3 separate regions of the Mus musculus genome follow, and regions 2 and 3 are each linked to region 1. Evidence: chromatin loops called from intact Hi-C (ENCODE). Cell type or tissue: left cerebral cortex. All regions are shown on one strand.

Region 1 (8,000 bases):
AAACCCGAGTTCCATCTTCACAAGCCTTGTAGAAGGTGGATGCAGAGAGCATCACAAGTCTGCCCCTGACCCCACACTCACCCCTGCACACAGCAACCTAAACACTTTTTAAATGGGGGCCTGGAAGAAGTCTTAGCAGTAAAGAGCACTCGTTGCTCTTCCAGAGGATGCAAGTTCGATTCCGGGAATGCACAGCACCCCATCTTTGTAACTCATTTCCAGGGGGATCTGATGCCCTCTTGTCATCTTTTGGGGCTTCAGGCACACACAGGATGCACAGGCATACATGCAGGTAGAACACTCACACATAACAATGTGGGGTGTGGGCTGACATGTATCTCAGTGGTTCAGCCTTTACTTATCAGGCATCTGGACCTCCACTTTGGTACCAATCCCACAGAAAGAAGAAGGGGGGGGGGGTGGAGCAAGGTACATATGCTAAGTAAGGATATGAAAAAACAAAAAACAAACAAAAAAAAAACAAAACCATATCCACCTCCCCCCTCTCTGGAAAAAAGTCTTTTAAAAGACGATTTGCTCATGATAAGAGAATTAAAAATAATCCCCTGCTACCCATCCTCTGAATCACAATAAATACTGAGTATGACAAAGAAGGGTCACACCGACTAAGGAGCTTATCTAAGGGCACGGACTCTTCTGAAGATCTTGGCACCTTCTGTGATCTGAAAGGTCGCAGTGATAAGGCAGTGTACAGCCGTGTATTACAAATACATAGCGTGTGGATTAAAAAAAATTCCCATAAAGTATTCTATTTATTTCACCCTTAATACAGAGAGGAGAGAGAGAGAGAGGGAGAGAGAGAGAGAGAGAGAGGGAGAGAGAGAGCGAGTGTGTGAGCAAACAGTGCATTCATTTGAAAGGTGAAGTCACTACTGAAGGTCAAACAGCCAAGCCAGGACAGGAACCTGGATCTTCTACCCATCTCCCTCCCCATCGGAACTCTTTCCAATGCATCCAAATTTTGAAAAATATTATTATTGGCTCTGACATTATTCAATGTACTTGTCAGACACACCAGGAAGAGGAGGAGGCAGAGAGGGAGGAAGGGGGTGGGGAGAGAGGAGAGCCTTTGGATTTTCTAAGTAGCCCAGCCTTGACCGTGCTTACTGTATACGCGCCTCTGTGCTTGTTGTGATGATAGCGGCTGCAGTTGCTTGTCCCTGTGTAAACTGTGGCTCCAGATCTAGCATATGACCTTAAGTGCCAGCCTGAGCCAGGCTGTCCGTCCTTCAGTTAGCACGGACTGATCCTTGGAGCAGCCATATGGCTTTAGGTGACAAGCTGTGTTGTCTATCCTGAGGATGAACCACTTAAGCTCTGATTAGGAGATCTTTTGATTAGTGATAGCTTGATTACAAGTAGCTGGAGGTTATTACCGGCCGCCAGGACAGTTTTGCTAGTGGAGTTTGATGCGTTTCCTAGGGTTTCTCTGGCCTGTCTCCCAGCAGTTGTCCGTCTGCTCACCTTCATTTTTAAGACTGGAAATGTCAGGTTCATGGCGTGTAACCATGAGTGGGCTGAATTGACTATTAATCACTGTACTATAGATATGTGACTTGATCTGGGACTTGATATGAGATTCTCAGCGATCTTCCCGGGGTGGGAAAGGTGGTGGGGGTGGGGAAGGCATAAGTAGTGTTATAATGTTTCCAGTGAGTGGAAATTAGCTGACTGTGGCAGTTCATGAAACCTCAGCACCTAGGAGTCCAAGACAGGAAGACTGCTGTGGGCTTGAGGCCAGCCTAGATCATAGGACAGAATGGGCTACACAATGAGACGCTGCTCATAAACGGGGTGTTTTGAGGTGCTTATATGGAAATATTGACTGGTCCGTGTGAGCTATAAGCATGAGTGGAGACTCCCAAGTTCTGAAATAGTCAACCATTCCTCACTTGTGCAAAAAAGATATTTTAATTAAATATGACATTTATGAATTCAAGTTAAATATTAACTAATGTCAAGTAATTATTAATGAACATGGAAGCTGCAAAAACGGTAAGATAGTTCCTGCTCTCCATAAACATATGACCTAGAAAAGGCAAAAATCACACAGAGATGAAAATGATTTAAGAGACGTCAAAAGGCAATCTATCATAGCCACAGTTACCATAGGTTAGTGGGAAATTATTTCCAGAAGCAACAGGCAGGGAAAGGAAGACGGAAGGAGGAAGGAGAAGCAAGACAAGAATATATCCCAGCTTTGGGAAGAGATTAGATCCGAAACCAGGCCGGAGTTTCCTACGATAGAGGCGTACAGAACTCTATGCAGTGAGCCGGTAAAGGCTGTCATCCCTGGATGGAGCTGGGCCTTTGCCTGTTAGGTAACTGCTGTACAGCTGAACTACACATTCAGCTCTCTGTGAGAGTGAAGGGGATAAGGAGAGGTAGTCACAGAGTGCACACCGAATACTGTCTCCCATAGGATGCAGGGAGCCAGATGGGAAAAGAGGCAGCGGGGGAGGGACTCGTGATTCTCAGGTGTGCCAATTAACACTGGGAAGGATTCCTACTGATGCACTTTGAGTGGCAGATAGAAAATGACCATATTGAACAGTTGGTCTGACGGAGTGTTAAGTGGTGGCTTTGCTGTGACGGGATGGATACATAGTTGCTATGAGATCTGACAGGAGTTAGAAGAGCGGGTTGTTACTACTCCTCAAGAGGCCCCTTGTGCTTTCTGCTCTGCACAGAGAGGCAAGTGTCTGGACTTGAACCTCTCAACCTTCAAAATTCTGAGCCAAAATAAAGCCCTTCTTACATTACCCAGGTTCAGGTATCCGGTCATAGCAACAGAAAACAGACTAAGTCAGTGGCTATGTTGAACTTCCTCTTAATCTCATATCCTTTTCTAAGAAGCAGAGAGAGAGAGAGAGAGAGAGATGGAGAGAGAGAGAGAGAGAGAGAGAGAGAGAGAGACCTCCATGCTAGCTGAGGCTACACTATTTTAAGTACGCCTGTCAGTACAGTTGAGGAAAGTCCCTAAGAGCATCTGGGATCCTCTCTATGAAGCCCTGCTAGAAAAGCCTCCTGGTTTTTGAATGCTTACTTGAATGTATTTATTCCACAGAAATGCAGAGAAACTTGATGTAACACCAAGTCATCAAGGGGAAAGGTCACAAAATCCAGAATGGTGGTCCTGCCGCCTGGTGTGTTCATACATATAAATAGCACAAGGTTACCAGCCTCGGCTCCTGACTCCAATCTCTACAGCTCAGTTCTGGCCTTATCATCCCAAGAAACCCCATGCCCTGGGGACACGAGGTCGATACACTGCACCCCAATAGCACCACTTAGCAGAAAGCCTCTTTCCACATTTCCCCACACCCCAGCACTCAGAGGCCCTTTCTTGGTCAGCTCACTTCAAAACATGGGCGTTTTTCAGATTGTCCCTTGAGTCCTTTCAGCCATCCCCTAAAAGCCACAGGAAGGAGAGACCCTGGCTTGAAGAGGCTGGGGTGACTATGGGTGCCAACTCCTTCTGCCCTCGGTGTAGTTCCTGTTCCCTGATTCTCAAAACTCCCCAACTTGGCAGAACTTGGTAAGTCCAGGGCAGGGGTGAATAAACAGATCACTCCCCCGTGGTAACACTCTCAGTGGTCAAGCCTGATCCTAGGGCACATCCACGGGTTTGACTTTATGAAGAGTACGGCTGTGGATGGACAGCTGTGAGCCTGTGTCTTTTGGCAAGGTGAGAGTACCAGCTTGGCCACATGTTGATGTTCCTCCCAGATGCTAATCTTTTTATTCCAATGCAAGAAGGACTCGGGAGCATTACATAACATTATATAACACTACCGTGCACCCTTCCCTTCTGAGACAATTGGGAACTGTTCGCTTCTCAAGAACTTAATTACAGATTTCCTTTTTACGGCCTGAGGTAGAGGCATTCCCAGGGGTAGATCAGAGGACCTCAGCCCGAGGTCCCATCCTCTGTTCGCATCAGGAATGAAGCCAAAGACTCTAGTTTCGGATTCTCTCGACAATGTGAAGCGAGGAAATGTGGTATGACTTTAAATGCTTTCAGATTTAATCGCCTTGAGTATGTATATATTTTCTTCCCTCATCTTCCCAAAGCTAATCCCACAGTTTTGAGAATCTAGCCACCCTCCCAAGAAATCTGAAATCCCAGTTCATGACGTCAACCCAAAAGGGATAGCACCTTGTGTTGGCTCAGCTCAGATTGCAAAATCCCATGGGTAACGGAGCACAGATGCGGATGTTAAGGTGTTGGTACTGGAGTCAAAAAGTCTGAAGCGTCATTCTCCGTGTTCTTTCCACGAGGGGCGTGGGGGTGGGGCGACGTCATTTACCCTGGACTGAATGTTGCCCTAAACTTCTCCTTTATATTCAGAACTCTTTCATCCTTTTCTTTAGCTGGGACTGGGGCCTGTGTGTGTATCCGACTGGTCCTCGGTGTTGGCAGTTACATCCACAAACCTTCCCTTCCTTTCCCCATCTACTGCACTTGAAGGAGAGAGCACAGCTCCGCGCGAGAACAGCGCCCAGAGAGCCTTTCTGACAGATGCGTACCCTGCTCCAGCAACCCGCCTGGCTGCAAAGTTTCCTCTAATCACTAACACCCACTTCCTATTCCCCCAAGCTGTCATGCTGGCCAGGTCCCCTCGCGATCAGGGAAGAGCCAGGCTGCCTGATGGCAGAACCCCAGTCTCACAGCTAAATTCCTCCAATCCCAGCAGATAGGCTGTCCAAGGCACTCCTGCGTCTCCGAGACGCCTGTAAGGTTCTCTTATAGCTACCAGGAACCGGGCACTAGAGGCGAGGGAACTACGGGGTGCCGAAGGGAAATAAGGGCGCTCTTGCGGGAGCGGCAAAAGGAGAGCTGGGTGCTAAGGTTAACGGAGACTACTGGTTGGCGGGGGGCACAGGAGGCGGCGGGGCGCCGCAGGGGGCGCCGCAGACTAGACTCTGGAAGAAGCCTGAGCAGGAAAGGGCGCGCTCGCTGCAGCCCGTGGGTGCTGGCTGCGTAGTCCGCCCGCAATCTTTGGAGCCTTTCAATCGCGGGTAGGAGGGGGTGCTGGGTGTTGGGGGTGGGGGCACCATTGTCGGGGGCGTGCCTTGGCGGCGATTGGCTGCGGGAGCCTGACGCGCGGCCCCGGGGGCTGGCTGGGGGGGTGGCAGCGAAGGGGGGGGGGGAGGTGCTGGGTGTTGGAGCCGCCGGCCCCGCGCGCTCAGAAACATGCTGAGGTCCCGGCGGCTCTTCCAGCAGCGACAGCGGCTCCAGCAGCAGCGGCGGCGGCGGCGGCGGAGACAGCGCTCGGCTACGGAGGAGAAGGCGCCCGGCGTCCATGCCTCCGGCCCCGAGCCGCGGCTGCCCTGACCTGGCCGCGACCTCCCCGCGCGGGCCCCGCAGCCCCGGCTCCTGGGGTGCTCCCCAGGCGCGGCCCAGCCCCGCCACACCCCCCGCCCCCGGCCTCCGCAGCTCGGCATGGGCGCGGGGGCGCTCGCCCTGGGCGCCTCCGAACCCTGCAACCTGTCGTCCGCCGCGCCGCTGCCCGACGGTGCGGCCACCGCGGCGCGGCTGCTGGTGCTCGCGTCGCCTCCCGCCTCGCTGCTGCCTCCAGCCAGCGAGGGCTCAGCGCCGCTGTCGCAGCAGTGGACCGCGGGTATGGGCCTACTGCTGGCGCTCATCGTTCTGCTCATCGTGGTGGGTAACGTGCTGGTGATCGTGGCCATCGCCAAGACCCCGCGGCTGCAGACGCTCACCAACCTCTTCATCATGTCCCTGGCCAGCGCTGATCTGGTCATGGGATTGCTGGTGGTGCCTTTCGGGGCCACCATCGTGGTGTGGGGCCGCTGGGAGTACGGCTCCTTCTTCTGCGAGCTCTGGACTTCGGTAGATGTGCTGTGTGTGACGGCCAGCATTGAGACCCTGTGTGTCATCGCCCTGGACCGCTACCTCGCCATCACGTCGCCCTTTCGCTACCAGAGTTTGCTGACGCGCGCGCGAGCGCGGGCCCTCGTGTGCACAGTGTGGGCCATCTCGGCGTTGGTGTCCTTCCTGCCCATCCTCATGCACTGGTGGCGGGCCGAGAGCGACGAAGCGCGCCGCTGCTACAACGACCCCAAGTGCTGCGATTTCGTCACCAACAGGGCCTACGCCATCGCCTCGTCCGTCGTCTCCTTCTACGTGCCCCTGTGCATCATGGCCTTCGTGTACCTGCGGGTGTTCCGCGAGGCCCAAAAACAGGTAAAGAAGATCGACAGCTGCGAGCGCCGCTTCCTCGGCGGCCCAGCCCGGCCGCCCTCGCCTGAGCCCTCGCCGTCACCTGGGCCACCGCGCCCCGCAGACTCGCTGGCCAACGGGCGCTCCAGCAAGCGGCGGCCGTCGCGCCTCGTGGCTCTGCGCGAGCAGAAGGCGCTCAAGACACTGGGCATCATCATGGGTGTGTTCACGCTCTGCTGGCTGCCCTTCTTCCTGGCCAACGTGGTGAAGGCTTTCCACCGCGACCTGGTGCCGGATCGCCTCTTCGTCTTCTTCAACTGGCTGGGCTACGCCAACTCGGCCTTCAACCCCATCATCTACTGCCGCAGCCCCGACTTCCGCAAGGCTTTCCAGCGCCTGCTCTGCTGCGCGCGCCGGGCCGCCTGCAGACGCCGCGCAGCCCACGGGGACCGGCCGCGCGCCTCCGGCTGCCTGGCGAGAGCTGGGCCGCCGCCGTCCCCCGGAGCTCCCTCGGACGACGACGACGACGACGCCGGGACCACCCCACCGGCGCGCCTGCTGGAGCCCTGGACCGGCTGCAACGGCGGGACAACCACTGTGGACAGCGATTCGAGCCTGGACGAGCCGGGGCGCCAGGGCTTCTCCTCGGAGTCCAAGGTGTAGAGAGCCAGGCTCTCTGGGCGCACGGACGCCGCTCCCCATAGTCCCGGGCTGGACACGGGCTCTGCATCCCTAGAGGAAGAGAGCCCGCCTGGGCGCCCCTGAGCCGCTCCCCAGGGGAGAGAGGAGATCTCTGTTTACTCAAGACCGAAAGCAGGTGAATGCAAAGCCCACAGATCTATCGAATCATCCGAGACGTACAGAAAAGCCCCGGACCGAGCGTTTGCGCAAAAAGGAAAGTTTAGGAGGAGTTGGGAGAGTGTGGCTTAGTATGGCTTACTGGCTTGTCTTGAGTTCCTTTCTCTCTGAGGTTCGGCCTTTCGTGTGTTTAATGCACCTTCAGGCATTCCCCCCCCCCCCCGCCCCTAGGTGGGTTTTGACACTTTCTGCAAGGACCCGAGTGGAAACTAGGCGGGGAGGGGAGGGGGCAGGATGGAGTCTATCACCTGGCTTTCCGGTTCCACACCTAGGAACCTAAGTATTCAGCTCAGGTTTGGTGTGGGGGCGGGGCCGGTGATAATTAGCCAGGAAGTGTTTCCCTTTGCTTTCTAAAGAAATTGCATACTAATTCCGGAGTACTGGTGTCTCCTGTTCTTAAAGCAAAGGGAAAAGAAGGATGCGAAACAGACAAATCTGGTTTCGAGAAACTATGTGTGGAGCACGGTTCACCTTGCTTTCTCCTAGAGGGCAAACCTTGTGCCCTGCGCGCCTCGGTGGTCCTGCTGTGGGTCCTCTACCTCACTCTGTGCATATTGCACAGCAAGATAGAAAGACTTGTTTATATTAAACAGCTTATTTATGTATCAATACTAGTTGGAAGGACCAGGCGCTGAGTCTCTCTCTGTGACATGTGACTCTGTCAACTAAAGATAGGACAGAACAAAAAGGAAACAGTTGAGATTATTGCACATGTGGCTAAAAACAAAGACGGCAAAAAAAAAAAAAAAAGGCAGTGGTTGGAAGGCCATTTTGCACAGTGTTAGGCATTGTAAAATTCATAGAAGTTGTTAACTTGCACAAAAAAAATTAAATATTTTTACTGGGATGGGGAGGTGGGCAGATCTTTAAAAAGCTAAAATAAAATTCAAACTCAGTTTCTCTTGTCTATTATGTTATTGAGTTGATGGTTTATTGG
Region 2 (8,000 bases), 150 kb before region 1:
ATTTCAGACTATATACAAGATATTGGAACTTTGTGATATGTGGAACTTGGGTTCTATTGAAGTCCTGATAGATAAATTTAGTTTTGTTTTAGTAGACATTTAGCACGGTTACTTCTGATTATAAGTTCCCATCTTATAGGGCCCACCTCCAGCAGGAAGACAGGACATCAAGTGAGGGATGGGGTTGCCATTCCACAGTCACACCTCTGACCCATAATTGTTTCTGTCTGAAAGAATTACAGGGGTGGAAATGGAGAGGAACCTGAGGAAAAGAAGGTCCAGCAATAGGCCCAAAGTGGGATCCAGCTCAAGGGGTGGTCCCAAGGCCTGACACTATTAGTGAGGCTATGGAGCACTCACAAAAAGGGACCTAGCATGTCTGCCCTCTGAAAGACCCAACAAGCAGCTGAAAGAGTCAGATGTAGTTATTTGCACCCAACCAATGGACAGAAGTAATAACCCCTGTTGTTGAATTAGGGAAGGCTGAAAGAAGCTGAGGAGAAGGGAGATTTTGTAGAAGGACCAGCAGTCTTAATTAATCTGGACCCCGGAGATCTCTCAAACACTGGACCACCAAACAGACAGTATACACCACCTGATACGAGGCCCCCAACACACATACAGTAGAGGGCTTCCAGGTCTGTGTTCATTCAGAGATGAAACACCAAATCCTCAAGAGACTGAAGGCCTCAGGGAGTTTAGAGGTCAGGTGGAGTGGGGGTGGGGGCATCCATGTGGAGATGGGGGATGGGGGTGGGGGCATCCATGTGGAGATGGGGGATGAGGGTGGGGGCATCCATGTGGAGATGGGGGATGGGGGTGGGGAGGAGGTGTGGGATGTGGAACAGTTGGAGTGTGGATGGGGGGAATGGAATATGGAGTGTAAAAAATGAATTACAAATAAAATTAAATTTAAAAATATATTTATTTTTAATGTATGCGCATTGGTCGTGTGTGTGTGTGTGTGTGTGTGTGTGTGTGTGTGTGTGTGTGTGTATGTGACTGTGTGTGTGTGCGCGCGTGTGTGTGCGCACGCACACCACATGAATGCAATGCTTCCAAGACAAGAAGAGAGCACTGAATACTCTGAACCTGGAGTTGCAGATGGTTGTGAGTCACCATATAAGTGCCAGGTACCCAACCTATGTCCTCTATGAGAGAAGTAAGCTCCTAACCACTGCACCACCCCTCCAGCCCCTCTGCCCATCTTCTCTACTCAGTAATTCAGTTCTTAGTGCTCAGAATTTGCTATGCATTGTTGGTCTTGCCTTATGTATGTGTAGTTTGGAGACATGTGAGTTGAGACAATAGTATTTTCACTGTTTCTCCACACTCTGGCTTCCCTGGTTCTCTGACCAGAATGCAGTGGGGTTTCAGTTGGAGTGTTAGCCACTCGAGTGGCTTCAGCTGACAGCAGAGCTTTTACCTTGGTAACACTGGCCCTACCTTCTGTGGTGCGCCTCCCTTGGTTGAGTCCTTCCATTTTCTTTAAAAGTTTTACCTGAAAATGTAGAGTTCTAATCCTACCCATGAATGTGATCCTGTGTTTATGTTAAAATCAAGATTGTCTGAGATTTAGATTGATTAGTTTTGTATATACTTCTTTAAATACAATTAAATACATTAATCTAGTTGTTTTTTTAATCTATAGGTTTTTTATATTAATAAGCGAGCTCTAGTGTATGGATAATTATTTTCAGATTTTCCTAATGTCTAACATGCACATCCCCTTTTCAGATGGCCTTCTGATTGTCGGTGTTCACTCGGCTAAGTTTCCCAATGAGAAGGTCCTGGACAACATCAAGAGTGCTGTCCTCAGATACAACATCACCCACCCTGTGGTTAACGATGCAGATGCCAGCCTTTGGCAGGAGCTTGAAGTCTCTTGCTGGCCAACACTGGTCATACTGGGACCCCGTGGAAACCTGCTGTTTTCTTTGATTGGAGAGGGACACAGAGATAAACTATTTTCATATACGTCTATTGCTTTAAAGTATTACAAAGACAGGGGACAGATCAGAGATGGAAAAATTGGAATAAAACTCTTCAAAGAGTCTCTGCCACCTTCACCATTGCTGTTCCCTGGCAAAGTAGCAGTGGACCATGCTACTGGTCGACTTGTGGTGGCAGACACAGGGCACCATAGGATCTTGGTCATCCAGAAGAATGGGCGCATTCAGAGCAGCATTGGAGGTAAGGTTTGCTCCTGCTCATGCTGTTTATTGATGAGTCTGTCATATCTTTCCGGTTTAAAAATAGCTCAAGTGTATATACAAAGGCAGCCCGAATTGCCCTGTGACTTTATCACCGAGTTATTTTGTTATTTAGTCTGTGTGTCTGAGTTAACCTCCCCGTCCTCTTCAGAGCAAACAAAACCCAGAAGCTTCACGTCAAAAGGAGATCATTATGTTATATCATCTCTTAGGTGTATTTGTGTGCTTCATCCTGTTCTTCAATAGAAGGGTCACATTTATTTGTTCACGGAAATATATACCAAGATTTTAGGTCAATGACATTTTAAATTCGAGTTTCATATTTTCTTCTATAACAAAATATGTCCATATAGTTTTCAAGACAAGAACTCAGGACAGTGAGCAAGAAACCTGATATTTACACTGTAAAGTAAACAGGCTAGGGTTTGTACATCCTCTTACTTCTCTCTTGTTTCACCCTTAAGAACCCCTCCCCTTTCCATGCAAGCCCAGGCCATCTCCTTTCATAGCTCCCTGCCTTAGATGAGAACACGCCTCTAGTTTCTATCTGCACGATCAGTAAAATCCCCCAAGTACAGTCATACTAATCTGCTTATCTGGGCTGAACTGACACAGCAAATTAGACAGAGGGAAAGCCACCCCTTGTATATAGCCAATCCCACTTGATAGCATAGGACACACTTTACCTGTGGAAGTAGATTAAACATGGTCCTAAGCTATTGCTCATTGTGTGTGCTGAGATGTTCTCATCTCTTATGTCATTGTTTATGGTTTTTATTAGAGTATGTGCTGTTTTGTGAAGCTTGTTTGTTTGGGCTACTTGATATTTTCAGTTTAACAGTTATGACAGTTATTATTTGAAAAATGTCTTGAATTTAACTGGTTTTGGCTTTGTGATTTTGGTGTATATACATGCTTATGTGAGTCTGTGTGCTGATACATGCATAGAAGCCACCTTACCTTTTGAAACGGTCTTTCAGTGAACCTGAAGCCTATTGACTTGGCCAGGCTTGCTAAGCACTGAGCTCCAGAGATTTGCTTGCTTTGTCCCTCTAGATGCAACACAGGGCGTTGTTGTTGCTCTTATTAAGACAGGGTCTAACTGTGAAGTCCTAGGTGGCCTGGAACTCTCTATGTAGACCAGCTTGGCCTCAACTCACACAGATGTGCCTGCCAGGAGTAAAGGCATGTGCTGCCACGCTTGGCTTTCTGTGTATGCTGGCAATCCTTATGATTGCACAACAGGCACATTGCCAGCTGAGCCATCTTCTCACCCAGATTTCAATATGCTATAACGTGCGAAGTGATGTAGGTAAGTGCTCTTCTTCGTAACAGGGTCTTACATATACTTCTGGTTGTCCTATAGCACTTTGTGTAGCTCAGGCTGCTCTGGAACTCAGAGATAGACCTGCCTCTGCCTCTTGAACGGGATTAAAAGCATGTGCCTCTGTACCCAGCCCAACAATGTTCTTTTTTAACAAAAACCATCAGCAAATGGTATTCTCAAGTGTGCCTCTAAGAATACTGCCAACTCTTAACATACTCATTAACTTGATGGTTTTTAGACAGTCTGTCTCTAGCTCAGGCTGGCCTGGACCTCACTGTGTCCCAGACTCACCTTGAATTCACAGCCATCTTCCTGCCTCCAAAGTGCTGATATTACAAGAATATGCCACCATAGCCACCTAATATTATTTGTTACATTTATTTATTTGTTTCTTTGTTTGTTTGTTGTGCGTTGGGGAAAAGAAGGGTGCTTGTGTGTCCTGGGATAGTCAGAAGACAACTCTTAGGAGTCAGCTCTTTCCTTCCATCGTTAAGGTTAGAGTCAGACTCCAGCTGTCAGGATTGGAAACAGGCTCATTTACTTGTAGAGCCAACTTGCTAGTCTCCAGCTAAGTTTTAAAAAAGAATTCTTTGGTCACATATTTTCAGGAACTCCTGATTTCAAGTGACTTAGCAGATTCAGTGAGTGGTCGTACAGTGTCGTCAGGTTTCTTAGGCAGGCTACTCTGCTGGCGTCTTGTGGAGATTCAGTCGGTGGTCGTACAGTGTCGTCAGGTTTCTTAGGCAGGCTACTCTGCTGGTGTCTTGTGGAGATTCACGTGGTTGCACTGTGCAGCATTTTCAGATCTGCAGTACCAGCCATCAAGCTCGTCCCCCACCCCCTATTCTTTCTGCAGAACTCTTAACATCAGCAACAATAATCGTATTAATAGTAATGGTGGCAAGCCACATCCCTGTCTTAATTCTAAGCACGCTGCCTGCATCTCTTTATCTTCATTCCTATAATACTATGAACCGGGGTATTAGCAGATATTATTCGTTCTATTTTTCAGAAGTAAAACTAAGACATAAAGCATAGACCCAGATCACCAACTAGAGAAAGTAGAGCTGGGAGTTAATGGGACTTGCGTGGGTCCCCTAGCCACTAGGATTAGTCCCTCTTCTCACTGCGTAAGCCAGTGGGCGCTTGCAAAGCTCTGTGAGGTGGGAGTACTGACTCAGAGCCTCTGAGGAGCAGCTCTGTGGATTACTGTGTCACACTGTGCCTGCTTGGAGCTAGGGTGTTCAGAACTTGAGAGGCCATCTATTAGGCCATAGTCACTCTGCCTGTCTTCAAGTACACATGGCTTGTTGCATGGCTTAGTGACAGTGAGACACCGGGTGGGAAGGAGTGTCACCCCACCCCGGGGATCTTGACTCAAGAGTTCAGGATGGCTCTCGAGGTGTAGAGCTATTTACAGCAGTTCGGGTGTGAGTATTTTTCTGGGGAAGGAGGTATATATAATTTTGTTTTATAGTCAAACGAGTCTGTGGTCCAAAATTGTTTTTTAAAAAACAATCGTTTTTTTTTTAAACAATCCCTTTCAGGGCTAGAGAGATGGCGTAGTGGTTACGAGCCCTTGTTCTTTCAGAGGACCTGGGTTCCATTCCTAGCACCCATGTGGCAGTTCACAGGCATCTGTTACTGCAGCTCCAGGAGCTCTAATGATCCTCTGACTTCTGTGGGAGTCAGCACACATGGTGCTTATCATACATACACGCAGGCAACACATACATAAAATAAACCACGTTTTAAAAACTATCCTTTTAGCTGCTGAACGGTTAGTGATATTTTAAACATTCTAGTATAGGTAGCCGGTATTTAAAAAGCTTTAAAAATTATTTTCTGCTATATATGCTACTGAAGTACACTAAGAACTATTACAGTATAAGTCCTGTCATTACCCAATATAGATAGAAACAGAGATAGAGGAAAATACCAAACATTTTTATTTTAAAATTTTTAATGATTTAATATTTTTATGTGTATGATGTTTTCCCTGCACGTATGTCTGTGCACCATGTGTGTATAGTGTAGTATACACTGGCCCCAAAGCCCAGAAGAGGGCATCATATCCTGCAGGGACTAGTGTTTGTGAGCTGCCATGTGGGTGCTGGGAGTTGAATTCAGTCCTCTAAAAAAAGAGCCAGGACTCTTAACTGCTGAGCCATCTGCCCACCCCATATTTTCGTTTTAAAATAGAAATACTGAAATACTGTGCTATTTATTTTTTTTAAATCCCAGCATTAAATGCAAGGGTTTTTTTGTTTTGTTTTGTTTTGTTTTGTTTGTTTGTTTGTTTTTCAAGACAGGGTTTTTCTGTGTAGCTCTGGCTGTCCTGGAACTCACTCTGTAGACCAGGCTGGCCTCGACCTCAGAAATCCGTCTGCCTCTGCCTCCCAAGTGCTGGAATTAAAGGCATGCGCCACCATTGCCCAGCAAAATGCAAATTTTAAAGTCATTTATTTGGAAGATATTATTTTGAAGTTGCTTTTTTAGTGTGGGAAAAAAAAAATCTCACGACTGTCTTGTCTTTTAGGACCTAACCCTGGAAGGAAAGATGGGATGTTTTCAGAGTCGTCTTTTAATTCTCCACAGGGTGTAGCTATAGCAGATAATGTCATCTATGTGGCCGACACTGAGAACCACCTTATAAGAAAGGTAATCTTCATTTTAAGTTAAAGTTTTAACAGTTCCAGTCAAGATACCTGATGTTTATCAGGAGTCCGGGGTCATCCTTGGTTACATACAAGTTGGAGGCTAGGCTGGGCTAATGAGACCTGTATTAAGGAAGAAGAAAGGGTGGAAGGGAGGGAGGGAAGGAGAGAGGGAGGGAAAGGAAAAAATACATTAAGGTTTCAGAGAAACTCTCTGTCAATATACTCCTGTACAAATTTGGACTTCAAAGACTATTTCTAGAGAATTTTTGTAAACAAATGGAATTTATTAAACAGTGTTTTGTATGCTTCATTTATTCTGTTTTAGTCACAGAAATGATATGACTATCATATTCCATTATAGATAAACCTAGCTATCTTAAACATTTCCTACCAATACTGATTTTGACTATAGTCTACTGATCATTAAATTATTGTCAATTTGGACAATAACTAATCAAAGTGCATATGATCTCCCGTGTTAAGTAATCACAGCATTGACATTTATCTTTATCTGACAAAGTTACCACATATCACACATATAATAGCAAGTGTGAGGCTAGAGTGTGTAACGCAACCTTAGTAAAGGCCCTGTGCTTTCTCTGCTGCTGAGCAGGATCTGGCTGGTTAGATGTGCAATAGATATTTGTTAAGGAAGAATATTACAAGTTTTTATATATATATATATATATATGTATATGTATATGTATATATATATATATATATACACATACATACATATATATATACACACACACATAAACTTAATGAAACATTTCTTGTGCAAATTTATTTTTATAAATACATTTTGTGATTAAAGAATTAAAGGGGATGTGGGGTTTTTTTGTTGTTTCTTTGTGTGTTTTAGTCTTGGGAACTTTCTAGACACTTAAATATGCTGATATACTCTTGTCAAGTTAGGGAGTGCACTTATTTGGTCACTAAGCCCTATTTTATGTGAACGTTGTTAACATGGCTGTGTGTAGGTTACAGAAAAATGCTGTGGTTTTAATTACTGAGCTCTTAAAAGTTGGTTCTTCTGAATAATTTTTAAAATTTAACTTATTTTTTTTCCTCCATGAGGTAGTATGTGGGTAATTCACTCCTTCCTACTACCAGGAAATGAGAGGGACAGATTAAATATGTGCATGACAAGTCCTCTCTAGCCAGCCTTCTATGACACTGTGTTCAGATACTCAGTATGTTCTGTTGGAATTAGTCACATATTGAAAGCAAAAGTAACAGGCATTGAATAAAAGATGTACTAAACTTCTTATAGATAGACCTGGAAGCTGAGAAGGTGACCACTGTGGCTGGTGTCGGTATTCAAGGGACAGATACAGAAGGGGGCGAGGAGGGAGACAAGCAGCCCATCAGCTCCCCGTGGGACGTTGCGCTTGGGACCTCAGGTATGGAGCTGAACAGAACATGCTGCTGATGAAAATGAGGTCTTTAAAACATTCTTTTCTGCTGAGCAGTGGTGGCACATGCCTTTAATCCCACTTCGAAGTCAAAGGCAGGCAGATTTTTGGGTTTGAGGTCAGCCTGGTCTACAAAGCGAGTTCCAGGACTGCCAGAGCTACACAGAGAAACCTTTCTGTTTCAAAAACACCCCAAACAAAAAAATAAACAAAGCAAAAAAAAAAAAAAAAAAAAAAAAGAAATCTTATCTAATTCTTTAATTACAAATAATCTTGAAATGTTTAATTATGTAGTTTGTTTTGTATGTTTGTACTTATGGCTTGGAGTTTGCTCATTGTTTAGAGCAAAGGCAACCATAATATATACAAATAGAATACATTA
Region 3 (8,000 bases), 130 kb before region 1:
TGAAAGTGTTCCTTATCAAATTCATAAATAGGTTATCTGTGGGTCTTAGTTTGCTCAGTTTTTATGATTAGAAACATTAAGAAGCCCTGAAAGGCTGCATTTTCATATGTAACTCGAGAATTCTCAGCCCTGTTAGATTCCAAGCCCAACCCCATTGTAAATTATCTGAAAAATCAAAGTAAAATCCACAGAAATATAATCCAGTTACACTTAGATATCTTTAAAATATGAAAAATAAATAGAAGTAATTAGTAATAAAATAAGGGTTCGTTCTGGGATGACCTTGGTACTGTCTCTCTCACGAGCAGAGCTGATTTTGGTGAGGTTTGCTCCCCTCGGTGGTGATTTTGGAGGATAATGGTACAGGTTTGCCATGCTGGGTAGGGAAGCAAGAGTCTGAACAGAGCTACAAGCTGGGGACTGCCAGTGCGAGTCCTAGGAGAAGGGAGAGGGAGCATTCTTGGTGTAGGAACTGAGAGCCTGCAGGTACTGTCTAGGACCCAGCACTCACCAGTACTGTGTGGTGCTTAGCTTCCCAAGCCTGGACTCATCCCCTTGGCTATCTTTAAGGCTGGACAGTCAGCCTCACTTGGCAGGTGAAGAAACTGCAGCCAGGATTCAGACCCTGAACTATTTGGCTCCTCGATCATAGAAAGGATGCTTTGAGTCCTCTTGTGTCAAAGGCCATCATCACACCAGGTGCTTAATTTAATTCCATTGAGAGCAAATTAGGAGAGCCTAGTAGTGGGCTTCAAACTGTAATTGTCTACAGTTCTCTGTGTATTAGTCTAAACACGTTATGGGATAAATATAGGCTTTGGAATATCGTGAGTGGGAAACATTCCAGACGTTGTAAAAGTACGACCCATTCGTGCCTTTGTTTATTTCGCTTACTGAAGCTTTTCTGTTACTCTGTTGTTCATTTCCTTGGTTAATAATACCTTTATCTAATCAGGAACTTGAACTCATTCCCATGGTTTGATATGATCATCGTAGGTTGTTTCTGTTGAACTGGCATGTACTGGGTCCTAGACAGTACCTTTATAATCTTCGATTTGTGATGGTTTTAACACAAGTAAGCAGTTGTAAACATTGTGCATTGTGGATACTGTGTGTTGTAGTACAGTAGTAGTCAGTGCTTATTATCGAATTAACAAACGTGAGGGAGACATTGTGTCCTACTCTTTACCCTCAGTGCCATCTGCTCCAGGCTGTTGAGTTTGTAGATCTATTATGCTTGCCTAATGCAACATGCTCTAAAGGTAAGATCCAGATTCATGAAATAATGATCATGGCTGACATTTGAGTACTGCTGCCTGTAAGCAGTTCTCATCTGAATGTCATTATATCTGAAATAATGGAATATTTTATTAGCTTAGATGACATAGTCATTTTAGCAGTCCCAGAGAGTAGCCCTAGAATAACTGATGAAGTGATGTGTGTTAAAAATTAATTGTGCAGGCCTTTTGATCTCCTTTTAAAGTGATAAAGCAGAGACTGAGTCCCCAGAACATGGGCAGCAGAATCCCCGTTGGTAGCACTTACATCTGCAGGCACGGTTGTGTGAAGGAAGCACACTGAGGTACTTCCTGCTGCAGAGCAGTTGAGAACAGAGAGCGGATCAGCACACCATGACTGAGGCGTTGTTGCTCTCAGCCTGGCTTGGGCCCAGAGTTCAGTTCCTTCCTTTGCTGGCTAGTTGACCTGGCATGCTAGCTTCCCTGTGCTTGGGCACTCATCTGGAGTGGGACTTGCTAACAGTACCTATCTCAGGGGCCTTTCCAAAGTCGGGAATGGGTTTTGGAAAGCGCTCAGAGATATAGTATCCTTGATAACTTGAGAACCGTCATCATTGTACGTTGTTTCTGTTGTTACTAAATTAAAAGACATCTGAAACTTATTACTAATTAGGAACGAATACCCTTCTCATCACAAAATACTTGAAATTTAAAAAATTACAAATAAAATAATTCTGTAAGATAATGTCTTACCAGACTACTTTAGTTAAAGCGTCTCAGTTACTTCAGAGTGCCTCCTAATTAAATATGTTAACAGAATAAATCTGAGGAGCAGAGCTTTTCCCCTTATAATAAGTGTGACATCATTCAGATTTAGACAAAAATAAGATGGTAAAATTCATGGTAGTAAACAGCATATTATAATATACTGTACCCTTGGTCTGCTAAACTCCTTGAAGGATTTTAAACCAGGCCCGAGAGGTGGCTCATTTGCTGAAGGGCTTGCCGTGCAGCATGAGGATCTGAACTCAGTCTTGAGCACCCACATAAAAAGCTCGGCCTGCCTCAGAGCCCTGGGGGCTGAGATGGAGGATCCTTGGACTTTCCCAGTAGCCAGCCAGTCCAGCCAGATCAGTGAACTCTAGGTACACAGAGAACCTGTCTAGTAAGTACATAAAGCAGAGCCTGACTGAAGGAGACACAACATTGACCTCCAGCCTCCACACACACATGTGCACACTCCTACAGACACAACCCCGTAAGTATTAGAGGCTACTAGATAGTGCATTTGCAAATGACTGATCTACTTTGTGTCTGAATATCAAATCCCATGCCTTTGGTAATAAAAAGACACATTCCTTTAGCTTCTTTTTATTGTTATTTTGTTTTAACACAGGGTCTCTACTTTGTAACCCAGGCTGGCCTGGAACTTGCTATGTAGTCTAACAGGCTTCCAACTTGGGCTTCTCCTGCCTCTGCCTCTGCCTCTCTGCCTCTCTCTGCCTCTCTCTGCCTCTCTGCCCCTCTGCCCCTCTGCCCCTCTGCCCCTCTGCCCCTCTGCCTCTGCAGTACAGGAATGGGCCACCACACTCCTCTGAAATCTGCCTCTTAGCCTCTGGGACTACAGGAGTATGCTTCCACACTGCTCTTAAAAGCATCACTTCTTTTGTGGAAATTGCCAGAGTTTTCTTAGAGAATATCAGCCCATTTTTGTGTCACATAAAAAATGTTTTAATCGGTGTTTAAAAACATTGTTTCCAGAGATGCAGATTGACATACTGCTATTAAGAATGTGTGGATTTGGTTTAAGGAAATGGAAATGCTAATTGATTTAATTTTGTCATTGCACATTGTAAACATGTATTGAATTATCACCCTGTACTGCATTTAATTAAAAAAAATATGACAGCTTTGGGTTCTCATGAAACTGTTGCAGGTGAGGTGGAAGGTTTCTAGTAACACATCTTCCCTGAGGAACCGTGTTCTGAAACAGCTGATTTATAAAAACTAGTATCATCTATGGATTTCAATTCCTAAAAAGTATCATAGTAACCAGATATGTATATAATACATGCTACTTATTTTCATAAAGGTTCAGAGGTCCAAAGAAATGACATCCTGTGGATAGCCATGGCAGGGACTCATCAGATATGGGCACTCCTCCTAGACTCTGGCACACTGCCAAAGAAAAGGTAAGTGGCTGTGTCCTGGGACAGCCGTCCTCCTTAGTCCCCAGCTTCCCTGCCCAGGTCACCGTGCCAGGGTGCGCACACTCAGCCACATGGCCCAACAGGCTTCTTGCTCTCTCGAGTGGCTTCACTGGGGAGCATTGGTCTGCTCCCCAGGCCGAGGAGGCAGCTGCTGTCAGGAGCTCTGCCAGCCCTTCTGGCAGAGATAGAGAGGAGGAGGTGGTGAGTCACTAGCTGGTTCTCAAAGCTGCTGCTCAGAGGTGACATAACGTCACTTCCACTTGTATTTCATCAGCCTTAGTTAAGCCTGTGGCTGCATCTAATTTCTAAGAGCCTGGGAGGAGCCATTCTTCTGAGTGCCTAGAGAGAGAACCAGAAATGTTAGGTGGGGCTTTAATCCTTCACAACATAAACACAGTTCCTGTGTCTGCAGTCACTCCTTCAGGTGCTTCAGAGTGCTGCATGGCAGTCCTAGCTCTCCTTACTGTGGAAGCACAGGAGAGTGAGTGAGCCCCTTTACCTCTGTCATTTTCCATCATTGTATGTGTTTGTGTCACCTAGGGGATTGCTGTGTGAAGAGTTAGGATAGCATTGGCACCAGGCGGGCACGTGAGTGTGGGGAGCAGTACTTCTCCTGACTCCCCCTCCTCCCTCAGCCTCAGGCGGGGCTGGCTGCACTCCCCTTTGCTCCTCTCTTCTCTGTCTCTTGGCTCATGCCTGATTATAACTGTTTCTTCCTACTAGACTACCTCTTAAAGAAATGAGCCTGGTTCCATTTACTCAGTGTACTCGGCCCTGTGCTGTATCTGTTAGATAACAGCCCAGTAAGAGCCTATATGTAGAATAAGTAAGTGACTGAAAGTCTGTCCTGTGCCTGCGGAAGGCACTGAGCCAGGCCACTGGAGCTGCACACTGGCTTGCCCATTTGCGGTCTCACAAACCTAGGACCACTTGTTCAGGGTGGTACCACCCAAAGTGGGCGGGGCCCTTTCATGTCAATCATCAGTGACCACAAGTTTGTCCACAGGTCAGTCTGATGGACACATTCTCTGTTGACGTTCCCTCTTCTCAGACGACTCCAGTTTGTGTCAAGTTGACCAAAAGCTGACCAGAACACAGTCACAGACCACAAAGTTGTTATGTAGTAATAGGAAGTAGGTACAAGCTTACAAGCTATCACAATTATCTTTGGTTGCTTTTAGCTTTTTATGCAGTATTTCTCTGTGTAGCTCTGGCTATCCTAGAATTCACTCTGTACTCTAGACTAGCGTCAAGCTCAGATCCACCTGCCTCTACCTCCTGAGTGCTGAAATTAAAAGTGTGCACCATCACCGCCCAGCCCACTACACTCATCTTTATTTGTAGAAAGGGACAGCTGTCTAGCAAGTTCAAGACCTCCGGTGTCCAGGCACAGGTGTGGAACGCAGCTGTGTAGTGGTTTATGACAGTCACGCATCTGAAACAGCAGTTCTCAATCTGTGGGCTGTGATCCCTTTGAGACTGAATGACCCTTCATAGGGGTCACCTAAGACCATCAGAAAACACAGATATTTTCATTATGATTTACCTTAGTAATAATTACAGTTATAAAATAACAACAAAAATAAGTATATGGTTGGGAGTCACCACAACGTGAAGAACTGTATTCAAGGGTCGCAGCATTAGGGAGGTTGAGGACCACTGACATAAAATGTTCGTTGGTTCCTTTCACTAGGCACTGTGTTGGACACTAGGGATGCAGTTAGATGACCTCTGTGTTAGAAGTAAAAGGAAGACATGCCCATCCTCAGAAGAATCAGATCGGCAAACAGTGACAGTAGAGAGTGCTTGTGTCAGCAGCATCTGCGCTCCTTCATGCCGAGATCCTTAGCCAAGGGATTTGAAGTGTCATGGAGGACTTCTGTAGAGAGGTCTTCCAAGCTGAGCTGATGCTGCTGGTGTCAGTAACATCAGGTCTTGCCACACCTTGAGTCCTTTTAAGAGATCTGGACATTCCAAATGTTGTTATAGAAAGTTTTAATCTAGGAGTGAACTGATTTGATGTGTTCTTGGAAGAACCCTTCCAGCACTTAGAGTGGAGCAAGACCATTCAGGACACTCTAGCTGTCATCTAGGCAAGAGGCAGTAGTGACGTGAGCAGTTGGGTTACCAGTGGTGCATGAGGTGTGAGTACAGCAGCAGCCACAGGTCACAGCAGCTGGGATGTCCTGGCAGGGCTGCCTAAGTCTCCTTGTCAGAAGGCTCGTCGATATTTATAGTAGGAAAATGATTGCTCAAGTTACATCAGTCTGCATTTTAATTTTGTGGGTGCATTGCTACAAAGATAGTGTCTAATACAGACTTGCAGGCAGTGCTGGCCCCTAGTGCTTAGTGTCAGCTCACTGTTGCACCTCTCCTTCCCACGGGACTCTTCTCTGACGTGCTTAGACCTCTTCCCTCGCAGTAAGTGTTGCACGTGCTTCAGCAGTGTGTTACTCATCCTGTGTCCTCGCCCTTACCCGCCTTTGTGCCCCGTAGCAGTCGCGGGTGCTACTCGCACTGGACCTCTGTGTGGTGTGCCAGTGCAAGGCGGTGATCTCATGGCCTCGCCCTCTCCCTCTCTCTTGGCGCCTTGTCTTCCTTATAATCATTTTGGCATAAATTTAAAAATCAAGGTGTCAACTTCTCTGTGTTACAAAAGAAATTAGTAGGGGTCCTTTTCAGCATCTTGAGACAGAGCCCTCTGCAGTTGCAGTTGCAGCTGCCCAGAACTTGTTACAGTTGTGTGCCGCTCTGTGCTGCAGTACTTCAGGGAGGTGTTTCCTGGTGCATGTAAAAATGGGTCTTGTATAACTATTCATTTAATGCGGTCACTACGTCATTTCCTTAAAATGTTCATACTGAGAGACCTGGCTTCCTTCAATCTGCTCACTGCTTTATAGAAGACATAGACATTTTAAACGACCAAAACTAGATATTCTCTTTATTAGTAGTTCTCTTCTAGAACCTGATATTGTATGAAAGTAAGAAGTTAAAATGAGAATAAAATCATCTCATTATTATCTCATAATCTGATCATTATTGTAGTAACGTCAGGGATTTCTTACCGGGTATTAGAAAGTGATTTCAGTAGTTGGTTATTATGCTAAAGAGAAGAGAGGGCCCCCTACTTAGTAGCTCTCTCTCACCAAGAGAGAGCCTGGACAGCCGCAGCAGTGGGCAGGCAGTCCGTCACTGGTTCTGTGGATCTGTGTAACTGCTGTCATAGTCAAGTTGGTTATTTATGCCCCTTTAGTGACTCATGAACTCACCTATGAGCTTGTCTTTCAGTGACCTAAAAAAAGGAACCTGCATTCGTTTTGCTGGAAGTGGAAATGAAGAGAACCGAAACAACGCATATCCTCACAAGGCAGGCTTTGCCCAGCCGTCAGGCCTCGCTCTCGCCTCAGAAGAGCCCTGGAGCTGCCTCTTTGTGGCTGACAGTGAGAGCAGCACCGTGCGGACCGTCTCGCTGAGAGACGGAGCTGTGAAGCACCTCGTAGGCGGAGAGCGAGACCCCATGGTAAAGAACCTGTCTGTGCGCACATCCCTGAGTGAGCCATCCATGGAGTGCAGGGGTTCATTTCTGGCCTGTCTGTAATAACATGCAGTCAAAGCAGAGAGAGTGTGGCTATAAATACAGAGCTGGGCAGTGGTGGCGCATGACTTTAATCCCAGCACTTGGGAGGCAGAGGCAGGCAGATTTCTGAGTCCGAGGCCAGCCTGGTCTACAGAGAGAGTTCCAGGACAGCCAGGGCTACACAAAAGAAATACAAGTAAAGCCCTCCCTCTGAGAAAGGCGCCCACCTGACTACATACAAGCATTCAGGGGACGGGAAGAGAGTGATTGCACCGGGTTTGTGGCAGTGGGTTAGCAGGAGAACTGCACTAGATGTGAGCCTACTGTGGGCAAGACAGCATGGCAGTTAGTAGAGTGCAGAGTGAGCCTACTGTGTTCCCCATTCTCTATCGCACGCTGGAACTACTGGGAAAAGTCAGAGCTTCCCAGCTTTAGAAACACTGGAATCTTAGTTTTCACTTTACCTCCTAACAAAGCACTGAAAATTTTAATAACTGCTGTTTCTTTCTCTTTAAAAAAAAATAAAAGAATTTATTTGCTTTTGGTGATGTTGATGGAGCAGGCATCAATGCGAAGCTTCAGCATCCACTTGGGGTTGCATGGGACGAGGAGAGGCAAGTGCTCTACGTGGCCGACTCCTACAATCACAAGGTGAGTCGGCTGAAGGCCCATGTGCCTCAGACCAGCACCACTCTAGATACAGAAAGCATCTGTACCCTGGGCGTTACAGCCCTCAGCGCTACAGCCCTTGGCGCTGCACAGCTTCTTCTGGGCTCTTCTTGCTGTAGCCTTACGGTGTCTGAACTGAGGGAAATGCTAAGCTAATTCCAGGGGCTGTGACCTAAATGTATGAATTGTGACCCATCAAAGGTGCTTAAGTAACAATGGCAGGAAAAAGGGGGCCTTTTAGGGGGAAGCGTGAACCAGCTGTTGGAGTTTCGTTCTGTTGCTGTAATAAAACTGACCAAAAGCAGC

The links. Hi-C counts contacts between places; a loop is a spot of excess contacts. Peaks named below come from ENCODE experiments on the same cell type or tissue, not always from the same donor. Only the 100,000 strongest peaks of a DNase experiment are listed, where the experiment ranks them.
Region 2: it touches region 1 in a loop (2.7-fold over the local background); 10 of 42 quality-filtered maps call a loop at or near these places.
Region 3: a loop joins it to region 1, with 2.2 times the contacts of the local background. A loop is called at or near these places in 5 of 42 quality-filtered maps.

What each region holds. Positions count from the first base shown.
Region 1 is chr19:56,716,905-56,724,904 of GRCm38, forward strand. Adrb1 (adrenergic receptor, beta 1) reads left to right here and starts at 5,213. Exons shown (of 1, transcript NM_007419.3): 1 at 5,213-8,000. The coding sequence starts at 5,468. The coding sequence ends at 6,868. In left cerebral cortex, a CTCF peak has its summit at 4,891; DNase peaks (open chromatin) are centred at 3,861, 4,137, 4,726, 4,971 and 4 more places; H3K4me3 peaks cover 4,180 bases; H3K27ac peaks cover 4,682 bases.
Region 2 is chr19:56,568,679-56,576,678 of GRCm38, forward strand. It overlaps Nhlrc2 (NHL repeat containing 2), which reads left to right. Exons shown (of 11, transcript NM_025811.3): 3 at 1,738-2,193; 4 at 6,080-6,201; 5 at 7,477-7,606. Among named protein-coding and RNA genes, the nearest start is that of Nhlrc2, 24 kb to the left of the region's middle. In left cerebral cortex, a CTCF peak has its summit at 4,679; DNase peaks (open chromatin) are centred at 3,466, 4,714 and 5,661.
Region 3 is chr19:56,584,840-56,592,839 of GRCm38, forward strand. It overlaps Nhlrc2 (NHL repeat containing 2), which reads left to right. Exons shown (of 11, transcript NM_025811.3): 6 at 3,331-3,430; 7 at 6,737-6,968; 8 at 7,554-7,676. Among named protein-coding and RNA genes, the nearest start is that of Nhlrc2, 41 kb to the left of the region's middle. In left cerebral cortex, no CTCF peak of the experiment used is centred here; a DNase peak (open chromatin) is centred at 3,674; H3K27ac peaks cover 1,109 bases.